Linked DNA regions of Homo sapiens: region 1 is linked to region 2. Evidence: chromatin loops called from intact Hi-C (ENCODE). Cell type or tissue: Calu3. All regions are shown on one strand. Links, peaks and the distances in the headings refer to the core of each region. The heading gives the core; the rest is flanking DNA. Region 1 overlaps CPNE8 (copine 8). Region 2 overlaps CPNE8 (copine 8).

What was found. Peaks named below come from ENCODE experiments on the same cell type or tissue, not always from the same donor. Only the 100,000 strongest peaks of a DNase experiment are listed, where the experiment ranks them.
Region 1: a loop joins it to region 2, with 2.4 times the contacts of the local background. A loop is called at or near these places in 6 of 110 quality-filtered maps.

The regions. Positions count from the first base shown.
Region 1 is chr12:38,886,154-38,896,028 of GRCh38, forward strand. All of the region lies in intron 1 of CPNE8 (copine 8), which reads right to left. Among named protein-coding and RNA genes, the nearest start is that of CPNE8, 14 kb to the right of the region's middle. RefSeq lists a silencer at 6,426-6,505. In Calu3, for the core only: no CTCF peak of the experiment used is centred there; a DNase peak (open chromatin) is centred at 6,088.
Region 2 is chr12:38,769,181-38,779,055 of GRCh38, forward strand. It overlaps CPNE8 (copine 8), which reads right to left. Exons shown (of 20, transcript NM_153634.3): 7 at 7,058-7,121. Among named protein-coding and RNA genes, the nearest start is that of CPNE8, 130 kb to the right of the region's middle. In Calu3, for the core only: no CTCF peak of the experiment used is centred there; no DNase peak of the experiment used is centred there.

The DNA.
Region 1 (9,875 bases), core at 1,273-9,272, 120 kb after region 2:
ACAATCACCAGATCTCATGGACTTGTCATCACCTGGCAGGGTGCCACCTCTGAACAGTCATTACAACTGGGAACCACCAGTTCCACCATTTACTAGCTGTGTAAACTAAAACTCTCTAGGCTTCAGTTTTCTTATCTGTAAAAAAGGAGATGATCATAGTATCCTCCTCATAGAGTTGTTTGAGGAGTAAGTAAGTAAATATAAAGTGCTTAGAGCAAACCCAGCATATAGTAAATATTGGAAAAACTATCTAGAGGCAAAGGCAAAGAGAATAATGTAGAGTGGGTGTGCAATGCCCTAAATTAAGTGATAAAGCCCTAAACTGTGATTAAGGAAAAAGGTCAAATTCATTCGAAAATATTCATTCATGCTTTCTTTCAACACAGATTTATTGGGCATGTATTATGTGCCAGGCACTACTAGAGTAGTGTATGGGAATAGTTAAGCCCTGATCTCAAGTCCACTTTGTAGAAGAAAGAAGAGATGTAATGTGAGCCTAAGGCTGCTCCTCCAAGTTCCTTTTGCCTTCTATGAAATTAAAAGGGGCCAAAGAGCCTCCTGGTAAAATGAAAAATGAATCCTCTTGATATCTTTTTAAGTTTATACTGTCGGCCCAGCCAGGGTCTGGTGGAAGGAATATATAATAGGAAACTCTGAGAGGAATTTCTTTACAAAAGAAGGTAGAGCTCAGATGGGAGACCCAGATTCAGAGACAAAGACAGGCCCACACAGTCTGGAGCCTGGAACTGTGGGGTGTGTGCCCACAGAGCAAAAAAGTTGTGAATATATGGATTTAAAGAAATGACGACACCCAGGGAGTCTTTGGTAAGGAGGACTTCTGACTGAGACTGAACCTAGAAGGACCACATAGAACCACAAAGATCTGGTAAATCAAGAGAGACAAGCACCAGGAGGCAATGAGCAGAGTTACATACAGGGTTACAGGGACAGCAGACAGCAAGGTCTCATGCCAGGCCTTGTAGCAATAGGACATTACTGCAACTTCCCAGTGGCACTGTCAACAGCAATGTTTTAACAACAGCAGTGAAGGCTCCATGGAGGCAGACAGATAGGAAGAGGGGTATATTGAGACCACAGCTGAGATCATTCCCTTGGAGAGATGCTCTCCAGGCAGGGGGTACTAGGCCTGAAAAGCAGCAGCTAGGTTCAGGTATTAATATCTGAAGCCAAAATCCAAGGAAAAAAACTCGACTTCCATCTTACGTAAGTCATTGTAAAATAAATATGAATGGAAATATGCCTTATATGCCTCTAAATAAATGCACAAAGAGATATCTGCTTGGCCTGACCTATTGCTGGGTAAGAAAGTTGGGGTGATTTGTACTTTCTCCTTTGCTCTTTTCAACATAATTTGATTTTTTTTTGCATATTTTTACAACTTTATCTTCATGAAGTGATCTACTGTTTTCCAAATATTTCAGTTGAATATCTGTATAAAAACAAGAATTCCTTGCTAAGCTATTGAAACTTTCAAAACACTTTATTAATATTATCTCAAACAATCCTTATACAACTGTATCAGAAGGAATTTCTATAAACAGAAGCACAAGGAAACTAACTTATCTGAACTCTCAGAGTAAAGTATGGAGTTGCCGTTTAAATCCAGATCTTTCTGGCTCTAAACTTTTGCTAAGCCTGTAATACATTACACCATTCCCTAACTACGTTACAACACTTGAGATTATATATCATTATTTTTCTCAGTCTCTCCTCCTGCCCACTCTAAAAGCAGTAACCACATTTCAGCTCACTTGCTAACAGCTAAGTGGACAATGATCCTCCAAATATTTTACACAATTAGCTAGATTAGCAGTCTTTTAGGGTTTATTGCTTTTCCCAGAGTCAGTGCAATGGATCACTTGTCCAAGAAGCAAGAGCTGATGACTGTGATGTGCCTACAGATCTCCACTAAGTAGAAAGCTGGAGGCTAACATCACTCTACCCAACATCAGCTCACATACTGCTGCCTTCCAAGCACCACTCCCAAAATATATTGATCATATGACTGGATTTTCTAACATTTTGTTCCTTTGTCTATTAGCTGTAGAATAATATGTTGCTTCTATAATGGAGGAAAAGTCATGTATATTCAGGCTCAACATTTCAACATTTCAAAAGAAAATCTTTATCTATATGCAAGGTTGTCTTGAGCCAGCTCTCTTTAAGATGCATGAAATAATACATAGGCTATGACAATGAAAACAATAACATGCTTGTAAAGGTAAGGCTAGATTGGCAAGGTTGGTTTTTTTCTTCCTCCAGATTTTAAGCAATATCTTCTGTAATTTCTTTGGACCATTGGACAATTCAGAAGTACCTAGGAGTAATCTGAGATTTGCAGACTCAATAACAGAATTTAAACAGAAGAAGGAACTAATCCAAATGGGAATATGTAGGTCAGCATAAATGATCAGCTGAGATACAGGAGAATGAAAATGACTTCCTAATATGTATGTTTCATCCTTATCAGAAGTGAGTAGAACAGAAGTGTGCCCTGACTCAAAGGCTCTCATCTCGGCCCCAAAACCAACAAAACAACAATGGAAACAAAATCTCAGTAGCAGCCCATCCTACCTACAGTTCTACAAGTCCTAAAAAAACCACTGAATGAAACAGGCATAGGCAATTGCTTCGCTATGTCTCCTTCATCCTGCCTTTTTACAATTGATTTTTTTTCAACTCAATTAATACTATACTCTTTCTGGCCTTCAGGCCTTCCAGCCATGGTTCCTGTTCATATGTGATGTGCCTTTCTTCTACTAACGTTCCTTTCTTCAACTATATATTGAATAAATAATTATCAAGCACTTTCTATATGCAATACACTGGACTAGAAGCTAAGTGGGATGCAAAGCTGAATAAGACATGATTCTTATCCTATGAGAATTTACAGTTTAATAGCTGTCTGACACTCATTCAAATGTTGATTCAACCAGCACTAGGTTATTAAGTGCCAGATAAAGGATTTAGTGTTGGAGACCATGATATGAACACATTGGGCTCCAGGCCCTAGATTATTTATATTCCATTAAGGAGACAGATTTATAAACAAATATGTGCAGTGAAATGTGGAATATGTATAATAAATTCATTACAAATTAGAGAAAGGGAGGGGTGGGCAAGTCAATCTGAAGGATCAGGAAAAGTCTTCATAGTATGAGTGATGCTTGAACTATCGGCAGAGTCCATCAGGTGAGATAACAACGTGAGGCCAAACTGTTCCTACCAGAGAGAACCACAGTGTGAACATCATGGTTTTCTCAGGAAACACAGGTGTCTGAAGTGACTTAGAGTTTAGGAAAGAGTTTAGAGGCAAAAGTGGAGAAGGGGAGGGTGGTGGGACATAGAGAGAAAGAGATGAGGCTGAAAATTTAAGTCAGGGTTTGGAAGATCCTGATGACTCATTATACAGGCAACTAGAGGGTCTTAAACAAGGGAGTAATAGTATGATGTCATTTGCCCTTTTTGAGTACAACTCTACCAGCTCAAAGTACAGGATTCCTGGCGAGGAGGAGAAGGTTGGCCAGAGATTGTGAGGTTGGAAGAGTCAAGGAACTTGTGCATAGTCTTTGCATGGGTCAGACTGGCCTGGACCTAGTTAGCAGAATGGTCAGCCATGTTAAAGAGACGATACGGAAGTAGAAGGAATGGGAGGATGAGGCCTGAGGCTCAACTGACAGAAGTTTTACTGGGGTATTGGGGGCATAGAGAAAATGATGGGGAGGACTTAGTCCCTTGTAGGAAAGCAACCTAGAATTTTCAGGAGTGCCCATAAGTAGTTCGCAAAACCTCTGAAGCAATTTTGATGGTGCCTCTTGTTGACAATAGCTGGTTTAGACCATGCTGCCAAAATGAAAATGACACAACCACACAACAGTTGCATTTTTTAAATCACAGCATTTTATATATGTGCTGGAAATTGTTCATCAATCATCATCATCTTCACCTTGTATTACCATTTATTGACCTCATTGAAACAAAGTGGCTTTATAATTTTCTTTTTTTTTCCTAATTTTATAGCTATAGCCACTAATGAGGTCTGTTTCTCTGGAAAGACTTGATGTAATCAGGGATGACAACATTTTAGGCTAAATATAATCAACTGAGCACTTAGATACTTCAGCTGTTACAAGCACTTAGGAAATTACTTAGGCCATCCAAGGAAACTTTATAGCCAGACAAGTGTAGGAAAGACATGATTTATGGATAGTGACTTGACTTAAGTAAACTTCCTCATTTTTAACTTGAACATGTGTAAACAAGTTCTGTCTTTTCCTTTTTTTATAGAAAGCATTGTTTTCCATCTTCTCATCCTTGACACTTTTCTTTAGTTGGATTTTGACTTTTCTAAAATTTTATTTTACATTGTGTGGCACAAAATTTAAATTGGTGATAAAAAAAAATACAGAGTCTGGAAGAAGTACATTAGCATATAAGCAAATTTTTGCTTCCTCAAGTGGCCAGGCCACCAAACAGCTCTTCTTACCCTAAATTATACCCAAGTGAAACCATCACGTGCTGCTGCACTTTATTAGTTCACCAAGTACTTTAAGACATATTTTTCCCCAAGACAAAAGTCTTCCTTGAGTAAAAGATATGTTCACTTATTTTTCTACTTAGGTATTTTATATAGGATATCACACATGCAAATTGTCTCCTTTTTTTGGGTAGTATTCATGCCCAGATTAAGCGAATTATCTGTCAACATTTTTATTTATATATATACATATATATATATGTATATATATAAAATATTTTTTTTGAGAGAGAGAGAAAGAGTCTCACTCTGTCACCCAACCCAGAGTGCAGTGGCATAGTTTCGGCTCACTGCAACCACTGCCTCCTGGGTTGAAGAGAATCTCCTGCCTCCTCGCCCTCCCAAGTAGCTGGGATTATGGGCACCCACCACCATACCTGACAAATTTTTGTATTTTTTAGTAGAGATGGGGTTTTACCCTGTTGTCCAGGCTGATTTCAACCTCCCAACCTCAAATAATCCACCCACCTCAGCCTCGCAAAGTGCTGCGATTATAGGCATGAGCCACTGCGCCTGGCCAAATTATCCGTCAATATTTAGAATGTACTGTGGCCACCTCTAAAATTAGCTTTGCTCTGCTTGAGGACAATGTGTTTTAATTTAAATTTATTTGTTTCTCATTTCTTCACAAATAAAACTTTGTAGAACGTTATATAAACAAAGATTAAATAATTATATCTTTACTGAATAGCAAAATCAGGCAGGCATTTCAGTGTTCTCACTAAGTGTATAAACTAATTTTTTTTTTTTTTGAGACGGAGTTTTCACTTTTGTTGCCCAGGCTGGAATGCAATGGCACGATCTCGGCTCACCACAACCTCCACTTCCCAGGTTCAAGCAATTCTCCTGCCTCAGCCTCCCTAGTAGCTGGTATTACAGGCAGGCGCCACCATGCCGGGCTAATTTTGTATTTTTAGTAGAGACAGGGTTCCTCCATGTTGGTCAGGCTGGTCTCAAACCCCCAACCTCATGTGATCCGTCCGCCTCGGCCTCCCAAAGTGCTGGGATTACAGGCGTGAGCCACCACAACCAGCCAATATAAACTAATATTTTTAAGGGTATAAACATATAATGTATAAACATATTCAAATTCATAGATGTCCACATTCATTCTTCCAATCTATCAAGTGGCAAACATTTATTGAAAACCTTTCATGTGCAAAGCACAAAGTCTGGTTTTGTAATAATCAATGATAAAACAAATAGATATTTTTAAACTTGGTTGGGGAGACAGGCGTGCAAAAACCTAAAAAATTTTAAGTCAAAATAAAACAAAAAGAATGTACAAGAAATGTTGTCTGGGAACTCCAAGGAAGCAACAATTAATTCCAATTTCAAGAATCTAGTAAAATATCACAAATTGCACTGAGTGAGGTAAATCTTGACAACCAGGCAAGGAGAGCCACAAATGGGGGAAAGGCTTCTCAGGCTGTAGGAAAGTGTCAACAAGGGTGGAGAAAGGGAAGACACAAAGGAACGTGGGGATTAACACCTAGTCCACTTTGGCTGGTGCCCATGTCTGAGATAAGGCTGGGAAAGGAATCTGGGCAGGATGAGTAAGTACTCTGAACACATGCTAGCATACTTGGACTTTACTCTGTAAACAAAGGGGACACGCTGAAACAGTGGAAGTTTCTGCAAAGAAAAATCATGCAATTCAACCTTTGTTTACAAAGCTAACTAAACATGTGAAGCTCACTACATGTGTGAAGAAGAGGAAAAATGATTACTTCTTGAGCCAGAGTGGAGACAGCAGAAATGGAAAGGAGGTGACCGACACTTTGGAGAATGGAATAAACAAGTCTTGGTGACTGATAAGGTGATTTTAAAAGTACCGAAACCATTCATAAAGCTTATGAAATATAGTAAGTCAAGCATTATAATGGTAGGGAAGTAATAGCATACATGACTCACAGTGTTGGCTTATTTCATTTTGAAAGTCAACTGTTCCAGAAAGCCCAGGTAGCCCACACTCAGTGACAACTGATCAGAGGAAGCACACAAGACTGAATCCATCTGACAATTTTACTAAAAACTCTCTAGTTGCCAAAGAGACCTAAATGATTTTTTAAAAGTAACATATTAGAAAAGTAAATTACTGAAAAGGCACCGATATCTATTCATATCAAACACTGTTCATTTCCATGAATACAGTTTGTTATAGATTTCTGTTGAGAGAAAAAACTAGAACAGCAACAGCAGAACTTGACAACTCTTGGGGAGAATATTAAGGAAAATGAGGACGTTGAAATAGCAAGTAGTTGGTGTTAGAAATAATCTAACATAATAGTTCTTTAAAAAAAAAACCTTAGACACTTGAATTAGAGCCTACATTTTTAAAGTCTCATGATCACACAAAGGTTTAAGAGCCTATGTCTAGAAAATCAAGTGTAATATGGCAACAAAGTTAAACTGTTTGGAGGAAATTAAGGTTTTCTAAATATATGTTAACACTGTCAGAGGTGTTTGAACCAGAGCAACTCCATCTTGAATAGGGGCTGGGTAAAATAAGGCTGAGACCTGCTGGGCTGCATTCCCAGGAGGTTAAGGCATTTAGTCACAGAATAAGATAGAAGTTCAGCACAAGATACATGTCATAAAGACCTTGCTGATAAAACACACTGCTATAATGAAGCTAACCAAAGCCCACCAAAACCAATATGACAATGAGAGTGGCCTCTGGTCATCCTCACTGCTACACTCCCACCAGCGCCATCACAGTTTACAAATTCCATGGCAACATGAGCAAGTTACCCTCTATGTTCTAAAAAGGGGAGGCATGAATAATCCACCCTTGGTTTAGCATATAATCAAGAAATAACCATAAAAATGGGCAACCAGCCACCCTGGTGCTGCTCTGCCTATGGGTTAGCCCTTCTTTTATTCCTTTACTTTCTTAATAAACTTGCTTTCACTTTACTGTATAGACTCACCCTAAATTCTTTCTTTCACGAGATCCAAGAACCCTCTCTTGGTGTCTGGGTCGGGAGCCCTTTGCAGTAACAATACTACTCCTTTCCCTATTACTTTTTCTTCACAAACCTTCTTTTATTTAAAAAACTCAAAGATAATAAATAACTTTTACTCTATATCTGCAATTGTTCTGATTAAAATTAAAATTCATATTTCAATATCATTTTAAATACACTAGAGGAATTGTCTATCTAAAGACATTCTGAGATAAATATTTTGAAAGTAAAATAGCCTTTTTTGTTTGTTTTATTAAAGATAAATTATCACCACTAGTTTACAATGGGCTTTGACAATCACATTATTTCCTTAAACTGAAGTATGTCCCCATTTTATTTTAAGGTCCTGCTTCTCCAATCATAAAATTATGAACCTCCAAGTAATATCATAGGTCATCTTGACCAGAGACTCAACCTTTCTATAGGATCTAAGATCCAGTGAAGTGGCATGATTGTCAAAGTTCACAGAGCTAGTTCCAGAAACAAAACAGATGCTGTTTCTTTGCTGAAGTGTTCCACAAGGAAGCAAGATGCCATATATATGACATTCCAATGGCACAGTGATTTAAGTGAAACAAAGAAAATAAAGCCATTATAAGATATGTCTTAAGTTAAAAAATCAATCATCTTTTAGGTAGTATACTTCAAACTTTTCCCAAAAAAATTTTTTTAATTTACTAATTTAAATTATCAATTAAGAGAGAAATTCACTAGTAACTTGATATTGATTACGCCTCCTTTCCCCAATGCCTACAAGAGGCTTTGGATGAAACCACTGGCATAAAAATCAATTGTAATCAACTTTCTAATATCTCTGCTTCCATAATTAATTTGAGAGTGGAGATACCAAGATAAGTCAGATAATAAGCTATATCTAAAATCGTAGGTAATTGAGATGGGTTTAGCAAATACATTTATTATTCTAGTGTAGTTCCCACGTATCCCTTAGTCTCACGTGCTTGCTCTCACTCCAGCTCACTCTCTCTCTCTCTCTCTCTCTCTCTCTCTCTCTCTCTCTCTCTCTCTCTCTCATATTCTTTACTTATAGCTTGGAAACATGAAAACCTATTTAAGACATTAAAGAAAAATGTTTGTGTTACTTTCAATTACCAAAAAATCTACAAATAGGAGTACATTTAGATAAAAGAGTACTCCTTTATAGGAGTACATTTAGATAAAAGAGGATTGTAGGAATGCTCAGAGTTATAGGAGATGGATGCAATAAGAAGGATCTGCAGACAGTGAGAAACAATTACATTTCTCAAAATGATTATAAAACCACTATTATGCTAAGGCAGAGACACATGTTGGTTTCAACCAGTTATGGCAATTATAATCATATCTCTGGTTCATTACACTCTCTGACATTTGAGATTGTTCTTAATAAAATTAATGTGTCACTTGTTACTTATTTTACATACATAGAGAGCATGAAGCTAATTAGCAAGGTAAGAAAAAATTGACTTTTACAAACTCATGCCACAATTCATATAGCTCAGAATAATGTACTGATATTAATATCGAAGTAGTTATTTTATTTACATGAAATTCTGAAGAATGAATTTGCCATGAAGGGAAACTCTGGAATTAAGTATTACTGAAAAGCTAGCAAGTTAAACGGTGACTTCCCCAGTGCTAAGAAAGCACTGGACTGAAATTGTAGGGCCTGAGGTCAATTCTCAATTCCACTGGTAAATTTGAATGTCACATAGTCATTTCAATTAACTTTTCTTACTTTTCATTTGCCCAGACTATCACCTCTCTCCAGTATTTAGTTTTCATCTCACCCTGCCTGCTGATTTCTAGCTAAATAGTCTTCTCATTACTTAATTTCCTACATCTTCATTAGGTAACTCAGCATCAGAAAAAGATAAGAATCAATACTGGAAATAAAACATCACATGGTTAAAGTTTATGCCACTCCTATGAATTGCTCTACTCAAAGCTCTCACCAGTAGGGAACAGAAAAACAGGAAAGCATTCTGTGTTTTGCATCCTCAGAGAAATATATCCTTTGTGGTAGAGTAGTGTTGATATGATCTATTATAATTGCATCTCCTAAGCTTTATAATTTCTTTTAGTTACTAACACACTGGTATTGACAGAAAAGAGCTCCACTCTTCAAGCCGACAATAAAGAATTTATGGAAGAACAACATAATATAGCTAATGGTCATAAGCTTATGCTTAGGAATTAGACATATATGGATAGGAACTCAACTTTGCCACTTACTAGATACGTGACTTAAACCAAATTACTTATACTCTCTCTAAACCTCAATTTCTTCACTTGTAAAACAGGACATAACATCACCTCTTTTCAGAATTGCAAGGATTGAATGAATTAGC
Region 2 (9,875 bases), core at 939-8,938:
TTCTTAATTTCACATTTTCAAAAGTATTGGTATAGTATTATTTGATTTTACTTGTAGCATGTAGCTGTGATAACTTCTATCAGAGGAACATTTATAACAGAGCAGGAAATACATTCTAGCAACGTATAGTGACAATAGAGGTAAGGACAATATGGACATCACTATCACCTCAAACCTCTCAAGCATATCATGTTCTTTTTAAATTAGAGGTTTAAAGATCAAAAAGTTCTATACTATCTATTATAGAAGTAGTGAAATAATCATTCTGGATGATCAAATTATAAAATCAAAGGCAGCATTGAAAAGGCGAGCTGTTTGGTTTAGTTTGTTTATTTTGAATGCCCCTTCATTTCCATATATATTTAAATGCCCTTGGGAGAGAATGGCTTTCTAAGAACATGGGGACATTCCAAGGACATTGTTCTTGCAGAAAAACATTACACTTTAACACATTTCTCCCAAAGCACCTGGACCAAAATATAAACTTCCAAGAAACATTCTGTATACTTACAATGCATAATAGATAAATGAAATGTGTTTATTTCAAATAGATTGTGAATAAAACATCAGAGGTGTATTATTATAAAAGCATGAATTTTCATAGGCTCACTGGTAAATGTAATACTAAATTTAATTTTTCAAATTATATCCCTTAGGGCTTGCAAAATGAATAACTGATTCAAAATAAAGATTTATTTCAATGAAGAAAATTATATAACCTTAGGAAAAATAATGTTCTTGCAATTACTCAGGTTAACAACTTAGCAGGGATTAAATGGTACATTTGTATTAAGCACAAAATACATCTTGTTTGAGAGGAAAAGTATTTATATACTTTTAGAAATACACTAGCATCACTGCAAAGTTTTGTTTTGTTTTGCTTTGTTTTTATGCCTTATGCTTAATGTCACCTAATACATTTTTTAAGACCTCTCTTTAATACTCCACATATAAGGACCATTCTATTGCATAAAGCCACTTGGATGTTTCACAGGCACTTCTAACATATTCCAATCTGAACATCTAACGTCTATCCATAAACTTGCTTCTCCTATAATTTTCCCAGCTCAGTTAGTGGCATTGTCATTCACTCAAGTGCCCAAAGAAGCCATCCTTGACTCTTCTATTTTCCTGATCCTTTATCCAGTCCACCACCAGTTGCATCATTTACCTCTAAAATTTTGCTCAAATCTTTACTTTGGCTCTGCTGCCACCACCTCAGTCCAGTTCAATCTTATTTCTCACCCAGACATGTTCATTGACATTTATTCCTTACTCCCACTTCGACTCTTTGATGTATCCAATCCATTCTCCATTCAGCAGACAGAATAAAAGTCTTGAAACATGAAAAATTCATGTTGCTCACAACTTAAAATGCTTTAAGGCTTTCCCTTGCATTTAGGAAAAATGCAGAACCTTTAACATGGTCCGCAAAGGCCAACATCTAATGGGTTCTGACCAGCCTTTTCCACCTTCAACTGGCAATGTTTTAGCTCAATCAACTCCCACTGCTCACCCCTGGCCATCTCACATCGGACCCACACATGCCTTTCCCACCTCAGGACCTTATACAGCTGTGTCTGCTGGAATTCTTATCCTTGGGCTGGCAAACACTACTCCTTCTTTAGGTCTTAGCTTAAATGTCACTTTCTCAAAGAGGCCCAGTGATTCCCCCAAGGCTTAATATAAATTAGATCCCTGCTGTACTCTCATAATATATTTGAATCACTTGTCACATATCATGACATATATTACCTGCATAGTCAGCCGACTAATGTCTCTCTTTCCCACAAACTATGTGTTCATTAAAAACAAGGACCAGGTTTGGGGGTTGTGGTGTTGTGTTTTGTACTGTTTTTTTCTTGCCATTCTATTCTAAGCATTCATTCCAAGGACATAATAACATTTTGTAAACACTGTTCAATCAATCAATAAATAAAAACAAAAAATATACTTTATGAAAAATTTCAAGCTACTTTTAAAATACTACATAAAAGGCCAGGCATAGCGGCTCATGACTGTAACCCCAGCGCTTTGGGAGGGCAAGGGGGGCTTGGATCACTTGAGTCTGGGAGTTCAAGACCAGCCTGGACAACACAGTGAGACCACATCTCTATCAAAAAAAAAAAAAAAAATTAGCCAGGTGTGGCGGTGCCTGCCTATGTTCCCAGCTAGGAGGGAGACTGAGGTGGGAGAATCACTTGAGCCCAGGAGCTCAAAGCCTGCAGTTAGCCAAAATTGTGCCACTGCACTTCAGCCTGGGCAATAGAGTGAGACCCCGTATTTAAAAAAAAAATACTGATTGAAGATACACTCCCAACATAATTTCTAAACTACATTAGTTTTTACTGTGGCATTTAATTAAATATAAAATTTGCATTTGAATAAAACTGTATCAAAATAAGTTGAGATAATTAGGATTATTACACTACAAATAAATATTTGTATAAATTTATGACCTATACATCCCTTAAATGCTACCATTTCTTTCCTATAGAGTATCCATCTAAAGGAAGAATTAATAATATTCCCATTTTTAGAAGAAAACATAGAGCCTTGTGATATTGGCCTTGGATATTATTTCTTGGATATGATACAAAAGCATAGGCCACAAAAGCAAAAATACACGTGGGACTGCATCAAACTACAAAGCTTCTGCTCAGCAAAGGAAACAATCAACAGAATGAAAAGGCAACCTACAGAATGGGAGAAAATATGCTGTGGTTGCTATGACTTGTTTGTCCCTACCAAAGCTCATATCGAAATTTGATCACCAGTGTGACAGTGCTGGGAGGTGGGGCCCCATGGAAGGTGTTTGGGTTATGGGTGTGAATCCCTCATAAATAGGTAGGTGCTGCTTTCACAGTCTTGAATGAGACTGGATTAATTCTCTCAGAATGAGTTCATTCTATTAAGAGTGGGTTTTTATAAAGCTAGGGTGCCCCTCAGGTGTCCCTATGTTCACAAATGTCTGCTTCCACTTTCACTTTCTCTGCCACAATGTGAAACAGTATGAAAGCCCTTACCACAAGCCAGTACCATGCTCTTGAGCTTCTCAGCTGGTAGAAGAGTGAGCTAAATAAACTTCTTTTTAAAAATAAGTTACCTACTCTCAGATATTCTTTTATTGCAACACAAAATGGACTAAGATACTGTATACTATAAAGGTTAATTTCCAAAATATATAAGGAACTCCTACAAATCTTCAAAAATACTGCAAAAACTAAAAATAAATAAAAATAAAAAATAGAAAATCAACCCAATTTAAAAATGGGCTAAGAACCTGAATAAGCATATCTCTAAGGACATACAAATGACCAACACACATATGAAAGGTGCTCAACATCACCAATCATCAGAGAAATGCAAATCCATACAAAAGATTAGCTCACGCCTGTTAGAATGCCTACTATCAAAAAACAAACGCAAAAGGAAGCAGTGTCAGTGAGGATGTAGAGAAAAGGAAACCCTTGTACACTGTTGCTAGGAATGCAAATTAGTGCAGCCACTGTGGAAAATAGTAGGAGGTTCCTCAAAAATTAAAAGCAGCACTACTGTATGATCCAGCAATCCCACTTCTGGGTATATATCCAAAGAAAGAGACTGAAATCAGTATCTTGAAGAGATATCTGAACTCCCATGTTTATTCTAGCATTATACACAAATAAGTCAAGATATTGAAGCAAATGAAGTGTCCATCAACAGATGAATAGATACAGAAAATGTTTTATATATATATAAAATTTATACACACACACACACACATATATATGTAAAACAATGGAATATTATTCAGCCTTAAAAAGGAAGAACATCCATCCATTTGCAACAAGATAGATGAGCCTGGAAGACACTATATAAGTGAAATAAGACAGCCATAAAAAGATAAATACTACATATTGTAACTTACATGAGGATTCTAAAATAGTCAAAATTATAGAAGCAGGGAGTAGAATGATGGTTTCCCGGGATTGAGGGGAAGAAGAAACTGGAAGGTATTATCAAGGAGCACAAAATTTCAGTTATGTAAGATGAATAAGTCATAGAGATCTACTATATACAGTATAGTACCTATGGTTAACAATACTGCACTGTATATTTAAAAATCTGCTGAAAGGGTAAATCTTATGCTGTTTATTATCACAAAAATATTAATAATAAATAAGCAGGGTAGGGGGAACCATTGTAAGTGACTAATATATGACATTGATTGTGGTGATGGTTTCATGGGTATATACCTGTCTCCAGACTCATCATGATGTATACATTAAATATGTCCAGTTATTTGTATGCCAATTATACCTAATAAACTGGTTTAAAAAAATTGTCATTTTACAAATGCATAACTTAAAGCTTCAACAATATAACCTCACTCGGCTAAATAGTGAAAAAGGTAAGACTAAAATGTAGGTGAGCTGACTCTAAAGCTTATGTTCATTGTACAAGTTAATAACTGACAACTCGTTTTAAAGAAAAATGTAGATTTTTATGATGTTGTAGGTGAATTAAAATGATTGCATTCAACATTATAAATAATAATGCCCAATACTTTTAATGTTCCCTAAAGTATAAATTTAAAAAGCATTGATTCTTCTGAAGTAACTATGAACATTTCTTTGAGTACACTTGTGCATTCTACTATACTAATGTAGTAATGAAATACTATTTCAAGTTTATTAGTATTAATAATGATGCTGATGATCAATAAGGCTATAGCCAGGAATCAGGACATAGAAAACATAAGATGAAGTTACACCAAGATTTTAAACAATATTGATAAAAATATTAAACTATAATTTCTAAGTATGAGAAATATGTATTGACTCATTGAAAGATAATTCCAGATGTTATTGAATTAATTGTAAAAAGAGGGATAAAAATACCTAGACCACTAAATGACACATTCCCTTTCATTTACTAAGGCCTGGTAAAAGAATTTTCCCGGCTCTTCCAACAAGAGAGTAGAACTGAAAGTGGAAGATATTTAGGATGCAGCCTGTCCATACTCAACCTGTGTCTTGGTATCTTGGCTCTACTTTGAAATAGAACAGATAGTACTGTATTCATGACACATTTACATAAAATCTGCTCAATAAACTCAAGATTTTGACAAAATAGCATGTTAATATCACCAAAAAGAACATGTATCTTATTGACTGTGAACTTCCTTTTTTCTTTCCTCCTTTATCATACAAAACATATATTATTTGAAACATTTACAAATTGAGACAAGTATAAATGATGATTAGATGATAATATAATTTAAAAAATCATTGTATCATTTTAACTAAAAAAATAGGATAGGTAATATCGCTGCATTTAAATAATTATGCTATATTTTCTAAGGCACTGGGTAGTATATGCAAACTACTTTTATGTACATTATAGTATCAAACTTAATGTTATGGTAGTTAATTGCCAGGACTGGAAGATTTTTTTTTTAAATAGTCTAGTGATTAGTTCACATTTTTTGGTTTATTGCCCTTCAAATACGAAAAGTAAAACACAGAGTAAGTAGTCAAGTGTCTTGATTAGACAAAGTACAAATTAGTAGCAAAACCAAAACTTGAGTCTGATAGTCTTTAACAGCATTATATGTGGGCATGTTGGGGTATTTTTTAGATGAGAAAAGTGAGACTGATATGACCGTGACATGCCCAGGGGGACAAAGACAATGAGCACAACAACAGAAAGGCTTCAATTTACATGTTTTTTAAATGACTTAAATTATAATATTAGTGTTTAACTATTTCCACTCATCTGTTATTATAGTTCCTATTGTTATCTCACTGTTCTACTCCTGCCCCCAGAATCCCAAAGGTATGTAATCAGCTGTAATACCCAGTTTCTATCATTTGCTGACAATATCATATGATTCCCTGAGCATATTATCTCAACTATCTATCTATCTATCTATTGATCATCTATCTATATTTGAGAGATATAATATATACATATATTTGAGACAAGGTCTTGCTCTGTTGCCCAGGCTGGAGTGCAGTGGCACAATAGCTCACGGCAGCCTTGAATTCCTGGGCTCAAGTGATCCTCCCACCTTGGCCTCCCAAAGGCTGAGATTACAGGCATGAGCCACCATGTCCCACCAGAAATGTATTATGTAAATAAAGCTACAGAATTTATCTAAAAGTTAAAAAGACAACTTTTTGAGATAATAAAATAAACTATGGCTCTCTCTATAAAAACTCTGGTCAATGTCAAAATGTTAAGCTTTTGGTATTTGGGGTGAGTTTCTGTTCCTACAATCAAGCAGCAACTAAAAGTAAAGAGCACTAGAGGTAATCTAGGGAAAATTTTTTTCCTCTGGAAATACCAATTCCCAGAGATCTGCTGGCCCACATTAAACAGACAATATTGACTTCAGATTAAGCTGGTCATTGTTACTTTCAGTCTGGAGTGTCATAGCTATCACCCCATTTCTTGACAACAGTGAAATCATTAATCATGAGTCAATGGGTGCATCAGCAAATCACAACTGAAAGTAGCAATGTTCTAAAAATACAGAGTATGCACTCTCTGTAGTCATACTGCTAGCTGTAGTGGCAGCTAATCCTTTCTTCAAATGTGGACTTCCCAAGCTAACAAGAGATGGAACCAATATAAATTCTGGATTAATTAAATTAGAAAAATTGGGGAAAATATCTTATACAAATGGGGTAAACTCAAATGACAAGAAATATTCCTTCAGGATTACACACAGATCTTCAAAAATACTGCAAAAAAGTTTGCAGTAATTGAACTGATTGGTATAACTGACTATTCCTTATACTAATGCTTAAAAAGCAGTATTGATATTAGGTGTTATTTTAATACTTTCAATTCCTTAAAAAGATTATTAAAATAACTAATTATACTTTTCAGACTATGAAATACAGTCTCTCTGGTCATAGGGCTAAGTACCTAAAATGATATTTTATGGGTTATAAAATTGTATAACACTTTTGCTACAATTACTTAAAAATTAATTAGTTAAGTACAATTTTAGATATAGCATTTGAAGTATGGAAGTATTTTCTAAACCAAAGAAATATTTACTTACCCTGCAACAGTTTAATTCCTCTGCTGTAAGTATGATTGTACCACATTTCTTCCCTGGAATTCCTCTAAAACAACAAAAATATATTTATATACATTAATATGTTATATTAATACTATATAATATAAATTTATATATCATGTTTATTTTTATGTACTCTAATAAAGAGCATATAATAATAACATGGTTCTTCCCTAACAAATATATTTTGAGTAGCTGGGATTACAGGCCCAGCTAAATTTTGTATGTTTTTTTAGCAGAGATGGGGTTTCGCCATGTTGGCCAAGCTGGTCTCAAACTCCTGACCTCCAGTGATCCGCTCCCCTCGGCCTCCCAAAGTGCCGGTATTACAGGCATGAGCTACCACACCCGGCCCTCAATGAGACTAAACTTTCAACATAACTTTAAACATGTCGATCCTCTCCTCAAGAATCTTCAATATCTCCATATTGTCTAATATATAATAAAATATAAGATAATGTAATAGTTATGCATCATCTAATTATGTTTCAGTAAGAAACAGATTGCATATACATTGGTGGCCCCATAACATTATAATGGAGCTGAAAACTTTCTACTGCCTAATGATGTAATATCTTAGCACAGAGCATTACTCATGTGTTGGTGTAATGCTGAGGCAAACAAATCTACTGTGCTGCCAGTCATACAAAGTATGTATGTACAGTCCATAATACTTGACAATGATAGTAAACATCAAATATGTTACTGTTTATGTATTTTCTATACTATACTTTTTATCATTATTTCAAAGTGTATTTCTTCTACACATACCAAAAAAAAAAAAACAAAGCTAACTGTAAAAACAGCCTCATTTAGGTCCTGCAGATGTTCCAAAAGAAGGCACTGTTATCACAGGAGACAACAGCTCCATGCATGGTACTGCCCCTGAAGGTTTTCCAGTGGGACAAGATGTGGAGGTGGAAGACAGGGATACTGAGGATCCTGACCCTGTGTAGGCCTAGGTAAATGTATAACTTTGTGTCTTAGTTTTTAACAAAAAAAAGTTTAAAAAGTAAAAATAAATAAATAACTTAAAAACAGAAAAAAGATTACTGAATAAGGATATAAAGAAAGGAAATATTTTTGTACAGCTGTGCAATGTGTTTGTGTTCTAGATAAGTGTTATTATTAAAACATTTTAAAAAGTTTAAAATATTTTAAAGTAAAAACATTATAGTAAGTTAAGGTTAATTTATTATTGAAGAAAGAAAAATAGTTTTAAATAAATTTAGTGTAGCCTAACTATACAGTGTTTATAAAGCCTACAGTAGTATAATGTCTCAGGGCCTCACATTCACTCACCACTCACTTAGACTCACCCAGAGCAACTTCCATTCCTGTAAGCTTCATTCATGGTAAGTACCCTACACAGGTATACCATTTTATATGTTTACTTATGTTTAGATACACAAATACTGATGTTACAATTACCTGTTCAGTGAGGTAACATGCTGTACACATTTGTAGCCTAGGAACAAGAGGTTATACCATATAGCCTAGGTATGTAGTAGGCTAGACCAGGGGTCTGCAACCCCAGGGCTGCAGAGCACGAGATGAGTGGCAGGCACCAGCAAGCTGAGCCTCATCTGTTTTCACAGCAGCTCCCCATCGCTGGCATTACTACCTGAGCTCTGCCTCTTGTCAGATCAGCAGCAGCATTAGATTCTCATAGGAACGTGAACCCTATTGTGAACTGAGAGGGACCTAAGTTGCATATGCTTCTTATGAGAATCTAATGCCTGATGATCTGTCATGGTCTCCCATCACCCCCACATGGGACCATCTACTTGCAGGAAAACAAGCTCAGGGGTCCCACTGATTCTACATGACATTGAGTTGTATAATTATTTCATTATAATATAATAATAATAGAAATAAAGTGTACAATAAATGTAATGCACTTGAATCATCCCGAAACTACCCCCAAACCCCCAGTGCATGGAAAAATGATCTTCCACAAAACCGCTCCTTGGTACCAAAAAGGTTGGGGACTTCTGGGTTAGACCATCTAGGTTTGTGTAAGTACAGCCTATGGTGGTTTCACAACAATGAAATCACCTAAGGAAGCATGTCTCGGGACATATCACTGTTGCTAAGTAGTGCATGACTATAGAACAAAATGTTCTCATGGTTTCTAAGTTTTTTAGTATGTTATTAAAACCTATCTAAAACTATGGGTTTCACTGTTCCCTCTCCTTTCATCAACTCGGTGACATTTTGTGCTTATTTCTTCTTTGTGTTCACTCCCATGCCTTGATAAACTATAGCTTGTTAACTGTTCCCTATTTCGCCTCAAACTTTCCATATCCCCAAATTGGATATGGAACAAGTTCCATTTGTTCCAAGAAAACCTTATCCTAGGCAGCCTTACACAAAGCTCAGCCTTTTCTGCTTTCCTATTGATGTTAAAGTCAATACTGCAAGGTTTAGCACTTAATTATTCCTTAACTGTTAAAAGGACAAATTGTTAACCTTTCTTTTCTCAAGTTGATTATGCTTTCTGTAAGAGCAATATTCACGACATAAACCTCTTGTAAGCACAGAGTTAAATGTCTGTATACAGCAGGTGTTTAGTTTATAGGTAAGTATGTAATATACAGTCATGCATTGCTTAATTCTTGTTTCCACCATGTATTTACTCTTAACCAGGGTCATTGCACATGTCAAGATCTTCCATCTTCCCTAGGTCCTTATGACTAAGAACTCAATATAGCATGGCACATTTTGTCTTATATTACTACATTATCGTTTTCAGCATCCTTCCAGCATCCTTAATCAGTTAATTTTTCTAATTCAGCTG